Linked DNA regions of Homo sapiens: region 1 is linked to region 2. A link is an interaction called in ENCODE POLR2A ChIA-PET data of the cell type or tissue named here. Cell type or tissue: B cell. All regions are shown on one strand. Each heading gives the region's core, and the rest is flanking DNA. Links, peaks and the distances in the headings are about the cores only.

What was found. Peaks named below come from ENCODE experiments on the same cell type or tissue, not always from the same donor. Only the 100,000 strongest peaks of a DNase experiment are listed, where the experiment ranks them.
Region 1: POLR2A ChIA-PET joins it to region 2 with 5 read pairs; 2 of 35 experiments call an interaction of 5 or more read pairs at or near these places.

The regions. Positions count from the first base shown.
Region 1 is chr13:50,478,547-50,482,949 of GRCh38, forward strand. The region is part of intron 4 of DLEU1 (deleted in lymphocytic leukemia 1); the gene reads left to right. Among named protein-coding and RNA genes, the nearest start is that of DLEU1-AS1, 47 kb to the right of the region's middle. In B cell, for the core only: no CTCF peak of the experiment used is centred there; no DNase peak of the experiment used is centred there.
Region 2 is chr13:50,749,711-50,754,113 of GRCh38, forward strand. It overlaps a transcript of DLEU7 not described here. Among named protein-coding and RNA genes, the nearest start is that of DLEU7-AS1, 56 kb to the right of the region's middle. In B cell, for the core only: no CTCF peak of the experiment used is centred there; a DNase peak (open chromatin) is centred at 2,281; H3K4me3 peaks cover 538 bases; H3K27ac peaks cover 637 bases.

The sequences.
Region 1 (4,403 bases), core at 150-4,149, 270 kb before region 2:
ACAGGCAATTAACCATTTCCAAAAGTGATACTTCGATTAATGCACAACTCTTAGTGTTTAGTCCTATTTGTTTATTTTTTTTGGTAGATAGCAGTAGCTACCAAAGAAATTTGAGGTGGCTAGGATTAGCTACTCCCCAACAAACATCCTACTAAGCTGTAAAAATACACATCTCAGAAGAGATTCTGCCCCCATGCACTTATTTTACTACCTTTCATTAGCAAATGGGTACAAAATAGTTCATATAGTTTGTAGGTCTGATAAAGTCTAAGCTCTCTTTTCTTTTTGGCATACTAACCACATTTCATATGAAAGATTGACTCCAAGCAGATGTGATATTCGAGTCAGGATTTTGTACCCTACAATAGGCACCATAAAATCAGAATTCCTCTTAAACCAATGATTGAAATCAAGCATCATTCCTAATCATTCAAAGTGCAGGATTTGTTGGATTTTCCGACTGTATTCATTCAAGAGTGCTTCTAAACTGTTTTGGCCCATTTCCCTGTCTTGGTACTTCTAATGTCACCATTGAAGCCAAGTTTAGTATTCATCATGCTGGTCACTAGTTTAATGAATAAAACCCATTTTTTTAAAGCATTCAGGATGCTAATTAGCAAAGCTTGTTGATTGAGGTACTGGTATCTGAAGGACTTGTAATACATACTTCAGAGCATGGCCTTTTCTGATGTAATATAGGTGACCACCCATGAACTATGCATTCTTGATATCATGTCAGCTAACCATCCTTAGAATTAAAGCTTTAACTGGTCAAACATCATAGTACATTGATTATATGAAGTAAATTACAGACATTGGTACAAGTGAGTTCTATTTTTATTTTTATTATTATTTTTTGAGACGGAGTCTTACTCTGTAGCCCAAGCTGGAGTGCAGTGGTGCGATCTTGGCTCACTGTAACCTCTGCCTCCAGGGATCAAGCGATTCTCATGTCCCAGCCTCCCAATTAGCTGGAACTACAGGCAAATGTCACCATGCCTGGCTAATTTTTTTTTTTTTTTTTTTTTTTTTTTTTTGGATTTTACTAGAGACAGGATTTCACCATGTTGCCCAGAGTGGTCTCGAACTCCTGAGCTCAGGCGATCCGCCTGCCTTGGCCTCCCACAGTGCTGGGATTATAGGCGTGAGCCACCACGCCCAGCCAAATTCTATTTTTTTAAGAAACAACTCAACCCAGAAATCTACTTTTGTGTCCCTTCTATCCATTGTTTCCTTTGAGGCAAAAAGCATTATGTGTGAATTTGCATCTGAGGTGAATGCTATGCTTGGGTGTGTTATATCTGAGAGTAAACTTCAAGTGCTGATAATTCTTGGGGCAGCATGGCAGGGGAGGAGGAGAAAGGAAGAAGTGGGATAAACATGGTGACAGAGAAGAAGTGCTTTAGATCCACTGTTTGAGAACTCTAGTGGACTGCGGAAATCCTACCTTCCTCTAATCTAGAGTTTTTCTATTTTTTTTTTTTTTGACAATAGAACACATTTGGAATGCAATGCCTCCTAATAGGCCACAGAAGTAATATTCTGTGTAACACATAATGCACTCTCTTAATCAAAACTATAATAGAAGGTCAAATGGGAAAGGGACAGAATATGTATTCCCTTGGTAAAAACAATACAAATGATAAACACAATCATAGTCATAGTAGCTAATGTTTATGTAGTATTTACCATATGTGAGGTATAACTTCTACTAACTATTCTAAGTACATTATATACAGGAACTCATTTAATCCTACAATGAATCTGGGCCATCTATTATATTGATGGAAAATTGTTACCAATGATTGAATAGACTATCACACATTGTATACTAGAAGAAATTGCTATTCTATGACAAAATGGTGAGCTGGCAAAGTTAGAGAAAACCTAAAGCAATTAAAAAGAATGGGCATACAGAGAACTAAAGAATTTAGTATCAGTAGCATGCATTGTACCTTTACAGCATGAAGGTCTTAGTACCTACAATGTTAAAAATTACATTTAGAAAATTAGCTCACAGCTCTTGCAGGTACTGGTGCAAAGCATGTCTTATTTAAATGTTTATTATCGTCTAAGCTTTTATTATTCCTTGGCTGTCCTAGAGATGTATGATAAGATATAATCTTTATAGAAGGAAAATGACAATTATTTCAAGTTCTATTCCTTAAGAAATTAGGGAAATAAGAATTCTGGGAAGATGGCAACAATGGCATTATAGCTTACGACTATTCCTGAATCCTCTAATGAACACAGTCAGAGTAGCAAAACCAAAACTGCACAGATGAAATCTACAACAAAGCAACAAAACATACACCCTAATGCATGTGTATATGGGGATGAAACTCTGATAGCAAAAAGACTTGTGTGGTATCACTAAAACTTTGCAAGAAGCAGAGAGAAGGAACTGAGACTTACGATGGATTTGAGTGGTGGAGAACCCCCAAATCATCAGTGATACTCACTGGAAAGCTCTGTGGTGTGTTCTGAGAGGAACAACTGATTCTTTGAGGACGCTTTACAGGACTCAATTCATAGGTAACTGCAAGGAGGCCATCATTAGGTTTGATGATGCTGTGGCTGTCTGAGTCGAAACTCTTGAAACTAACCAACTACAGATCACTTTCAGAACAAAGCTCTGCACTGAGGAGAGACTTCATTTAGAACTCATATTGAGGAGGAGGAGAACAACAGGAGCAAAGGAAAGAGAAAATCCAGCCAAGAATGAGGTATAGGAGAAGAGAAAGCAGATCTCAGAGAGCATGAAGCCATGTTTTTGAATCCTTCATTAAAAAAACAAACAGATGCAGGTGTTTCCAGTATAAAGTTAGGTCCTTGCTACCATTGTAAAAGTGTAAGAATATTCATTTTACCCTAACATGAGCAACAGAAAAGGATTACAGTTAAAAATACCATGTAAAGTTATTATAAGCAAAAAGAGAAAATGAATAAAATAATGTCCCTACAATGAAGGCACACCAGAAAGATAAGTCCACAAGGCAAATAAAAACTGCAACCTAATATTTCAAAACAGGCCAAAAGAAGTTGAGAAGCAAATAATAGATATGAAAGAACAACACGAATAAGAATTAGAAAAAGTCATAAATGAGGTGATTGGAGAAAAATACGATTTAGAAAGATGGCAGAACTTAGGAAATAATTTTAAAATAAAAAAAAATCAAGTTCAGTGTTGAATTCTAAATTAGAGGAAACCCAAGAGCAAATTGATACCTTCAGAGAAATAGAAGAAAGAACAAAGAAAAAACTTTTAAAAATAAAGTGAATGAAGACACTAAAAGGATGGAAGAGAAGGTGACAGCTATAAAAATAGGCAGGGACATTAACACATGTGTATTGGGAGTCCCCCAAAAAGGAACCAAAGCCATGGTATAGAACAAGTATTTGAAATTATGATTCACAAAAAAATGTCCTGACTTGAAACTATTGAAAGATAGTACTGCAAACCTGGGAAAAAAGACTCAAGAGATATTTTCACTAAAACTATGAACTTTAAAGAAAAGGAAACAATCCTTTGGTCAACCAGGCAAAAAAATGAAGTCACTGATAAAGGAAAGGGAATCAGATTACATAAGACTTTTCAACTTTACTGCAGCAGACCATACAATAATGCATTTAACAAAGTCAGGAGTTGAAACAGTCAAAGATATCATACCTTGTCAAACTGACAAACTTATTTCATTATAAAGGTTAGAGATAAACTGTAATAACTATGCAAAAAAACTCAAAATATTCTTCCCTTGAGAATTCATGAATATTCTACTGAAAAATAAGTGTTAGTTTGCAAAAGCAAACTTGAACACATGAAAAGGCATACTTCTTGGATCGGAAAATTCAACATAATAAAGTTGTCAATCCTCTTTAAATTAATTTATAAATGTAATGCAATCCCAGTAAAAATTCCATTTTTTTTTATAATCAAGTAGACAGGTTGACTAAAAAGTTTATTTGGAATAAGAAACAAGAAAGAATAGCCAGGTAAAGAACAAAAATGGAGAATATACTAATGGAAATTGATAATGCAAACATTATAAAGCCTTATAATTTAAAAAGTATGGTTTGCATACACGAATAAACAGACCAATGGATCAAGATAGAAAATCCAGAAATGGATTCAATTACATATGCAAATTACTGGAGAAAGGAGATGGACTTTTGAAAAGTGTTTTTGGGAAAACTGGATGACCTTTTGCAAAGATAAAATTGGATCCATTCCTCACACTGCACATCAAAATAAACTTTAAATATATTAGAGATTTAAATGTAAGCAATGACACTGTATAAGTAACAGAAAAAACATAGTGAAGCACTTTCCTAACTATGACTGAAAATGCAGAAGCAACAATGGGAAAGGTTGATACACTTGATAATATATGTATACAAACAAA
Region 2 (4,403 bases), core at 262-4,261:
ACATTTGTTTGGCCATTTGTATATCTTCTTTTGAGAATTGGCTATTCATGTCTTTAGCTCACTTTTGGATGGGATTGTTTGTTTTATTTCTTACTGATTTGAGTTCGTTGTAGATTCTGGATATTAGTCCTCTGTCAGATGTATAGATTGTGAAGATTTTCTCCAACTCTGTGGGTTGTCTGTTTACTCTGACTGTTCCTTTTGCCATGCAAAAGCTCTTTAGTTTAATTAAGTCCCAACTATTTATCTTTGTTTTTATTGCATTTGCTTTTGGGTTCTTGGTCATGAAATGCTTGCCTAAGCCAATGTCTAAAAGGGTTTTTTCAGTGTTATCTTCTAGAATTTTTATAGTTTCAGGTCTTAGATTTAAGTCCTTAATCCATCTTGAGTTGATTTTTGTATAATGTGAGAGATGAGGAACCAGTTTCATTCTCCTATATGTGGCTAGCCAATTATCCCAGCCCCATTTGTTGAAAAGAGTATCTTTTCCCCATTTTATGTTTTTGTTTGCTTTGTTGAAGATCAATTGGCTATAAGTACTTGGATTTATTTCTAGGTTCTCTATTCTATTCCATTGGTCTATGTGCCTATTTTTATGCCAGTACCATGCTGTTTTGGTGACTATAGCCTTATAGTATAGTTTGAAATCAGGTAGTGTGATGCCTCCAGATATGTTCCTTTTGCTTAGTCTTGCTTTGGCTATGCGGGCTCTTTTTTGGTTCCATATGAATTTTAGAATTTTTTTTTCTAATTCGGTGAAGAATGATGGTGATATTTTGGTGGAGATTGTGTTGAATTTGTAGATTGCTTTTGGCAGTATGGTCATTTTCACAATATTGATTCAACCCATTCATGAGCATGGGATGTGTTCTCATTTGTGTTATCTATGATTTCTTTCAAAAGCATTTTGTAGTTTTCCTTGTAGCGGTCTTTCACCTCCTTGGTTAGGTATATTCCTATGTTTTTTGTTTGTTTGTTTGTTTGTTTGCAGCTATCGTAAAAGGGGTTGAGTTCTTGATTTGATTCTCTTCTTGGTAACTGTGGTGTATAGAAGAGCTACAGATTTGTGTATATTAACCTTGTATCCAGAAACTTTGCTGAATTATCAGTTCTAGGAGCTTTCTGGAGGAGTCTTTAGGGTTTTCGAGGTAAACAATCGTATCATCAGCAAACAGGACAGTCTGACTTCCTCTTTACTGATTTAGATGCCCTTTACTTCTTTCTCTTGTCTGATTGCTCTGGCTAGGACTTTCAGTACCATATTGAAGAGAAGTGGTGAGAGTGGGCATCCTACTCTTGCTCAGCTCTCAGAGGGAATGCTTTCAACTTTTCCCCATTCAGTATTACGTTGGCTGTGGGTTTGTCATAGACAGTATTACATTGAGGTATGTCCCTTCTATGCCAATTTTGCTGAGAGCTTTAATCACAAAGGGATGCTGGATTTTGCCAAAAGCTTTTTCCACGTCTATTGAGATATCACGTGATTTTTGTTTTTAATTCTGTTTATGTGGTGTATCATATTTATTGACTTTCATATGTTAAACCATCCCTGCATCCCTGGTATGAAACCCACTTGATCGTGGTGGATTATCTTTTTGATATGTTGTTGGATTCAGTTAGCTAGTATTTTGCTAAGGATTTTAGCATCTATGTTCATCAGGCGTATCAGTCTGTAGTTTTCTTTTTTGGTTATGTCCTTTCCTGGTTTTGGTATTAGGGTGATGCTGGCCTCATAGAATGAATTAGAGAGGGTTCCCTCTTTCTCTATCTTGTGGAATAGTGTCATCAAAAGGATTGGTACCAATTCTTCTTTGAATGTCTGGTAGAATTCTGCTATGAATCCGCCTGGTCCTGGACTTTCTTTGTTGGTAATTTTTAAATTACTGTTTGAATCTCACTGCTTGTTATTGGTCTGTTCACAGTAACTAATTCCTCCTGAATTAAGCTAGGAGGGCTCTATTTTTCCAGAAGTTTATCCATCACTTCTAGGTTTGCTAGTTTATATGCATAAAGGTGTTCATAGTAGCCTTGAATGATTTTTTGTATTTCAGCGATGTCAGTTATAATATCTCCCATTTCGTTTCTTACTGAGGTTATGTGGATTTTCTCTCTTCTTTTCTTGGTTAACCTTGGTAATGGTCTATCAATTTTATTTATCTTTTCAAAGAACCAGCTTTTTGTTTCATTTATCTTTTGTATTTTTTTTTGTTGTTGTTTCAATTTCATTTAGTTCTGCTCTGATCTTGGTTACTTCCTTTCTTCTGCTGCATTTTGGTTTGGTTTGTTCTTGTTTCTCTAGTTCCTTGAGGTGTGACTTTGTGTCAGTTTGTGCTCTTTCAGTCTTTTTTTTTTTTTTTTTGAGATGGAGTCTTGCTCTTTTGCCCAGGCTGGAGTGCAGTGGCACAATCTCGGCTCATTGCAAGCTCTGCCTCCCAGGTTCAGGCCATTCTCCTGCCTCAGCCTCCCTAGTAGCTGGGACTACAGGCGCCCACCACTACTCCTGGCTAATTTTTTGTATTTTTAGTAGAGACGGGGTTTCACCATGTTAGCCAGGATGGTCTCAATCTCCTGACCTCGTGATCCACCCATCTCGGCCTCCCAAAGTGCTGGGATTTCAGGTGTGAGCCACCGTGCCAGGCCTTTTTTAGTCTTTTTGATGTAGGCGTTTAGGGCTATGAACTTTCCACTTAGCACCACCTTTGCTGTATCCCAGAGGTTTTGATAGGTTGTGTTGTGTCCGGAATTGGTGGGTTCTTGGTCTCACTGACTTCAAGAATGAAGCCGTGGACCCTCGCGGTGAGTGTTACAGTTCTTAAAGGCGGCGTGTCCAGAGTTTGTTCCTTCTGATGTTCGGATGTGTTCAGAGTTTCTTCCTTCTGGTGGGGTTCGTGGTCTCGCTGGCTCAGGAGTGAAGCTGCCGACCTTCACGGTGAGTGTTACAGCTCTTAAGGCGGCGCGTCTGGAGTTGTTCATTCCTGCCAGTGGGTTCGTGGTCTCGCTGGCTTCAGGAGTGAAGCTGCAGACCTTCGTGGTGAGTGTTATAGCTCATAAAGGCAGTGTGGACCCAAAGAGTGAGCAGCAACAAGATTTATTGCAAAGAGTGAAAGAACAAAGCTTCCACAGTGTGGAAGGGGACCCAAGCGGGTTGCCACTGCTGGCTCAGGCAGCCTGCTTTTATTCTCTTATCTGGCCCCACCCACATCCTGCTGATTGGTAGAGCCAAGGGGTCTGTTTTGACAGGGCACTGATTGGTGCCTTTACAATCCCTGAGCTAGACACAAAGGTTCTCCTCGTCCCCACCAGATTAGCTACATAAAGAGTGTTGACACAAAGTTTCTCCAAGTCCCCACCACAGTACCTAGATACAGAGTGTCGATTGGTGCATTCACAAACCCTGAGCTAGACAGAGTGCTGATTGGTGTGTTTACAAACCTTGAGCTAGATACAGAGTGCCGATTGGTGTATTTACAATCCCTTAGCTAGACATAAAGGTTCTCCACATCCCCACCAGACTCAGGAGCCCAGCTGGATTCACCCAGTGGATCCCGCACCAGGGCTGCAGGTGGAGCTGCCTGCCAGTCCCACGCCATGCACCTGCACTCCTCAGCCCTTGCGTGGTCAATGGGACTGGGCGCCCTGGAGCAGGGGGCGGCGCTCGTTGGGGAGGCTCGGGCTGCACAGGAGCACACGGAGGGGGTGGGAGGCTCAGGCATGGCGGGCTGCAGGCCCCGAGCCCTGCCCCGTGGGAAGGCAGCTAAGGCCTGGCAAGAAATTGAGCACAGCACTGGTGGGCCGGCTCTGCTGGGGGACCCAGTACATCCTCCACAGCCGCTGGCCCGGTTGCTAAGCCCCTCATTGCCCGGGGCCAGCAGGGCAGGCCAGCTGCTCTGAGTGGAGTCCCCCGAGCCCACGCCCACCCGGAACTCGCACTGGCCCGCAAGCACCGTGCGCAGCCCCAGTTCCCACTCAGGCTTCTCCCTCCACACCTCCCTGCAAGCTGAGGGAGCCAGCTCAGGCCTTGACCATCCCAGAAAGGGGCTCCCACAGTGCAGCGGTAGGCTGAAAGGCTCCTCAAGTGCCGCCAAAGTGGGAGCCCAGGCAGAGGTGCCAAGAGCGAGCGAGGGCTGCAAGGGCTGCCAGCACACTGTCACCTCTCAGTGTCATTATTGTCGTTCAGTTTGAAGAATTTTTTAATTTCCATCTTGATTTCGTTTTTTGACCAAGTGCTCATTCAGGAGCAGGTTATTTAATTTCCATGTATTTGCATGGTTTTGAAGGTTCCTTTTGGAGTTGATTTCCAGTTTTTTCCCACTGTGGTCTGAGAGAGTGCTTGATATAATTTCAATTTTCTTAAATTTATTCCAGCTTATTTTATGGCCTATCATATGGTCTATCTTAAAGAA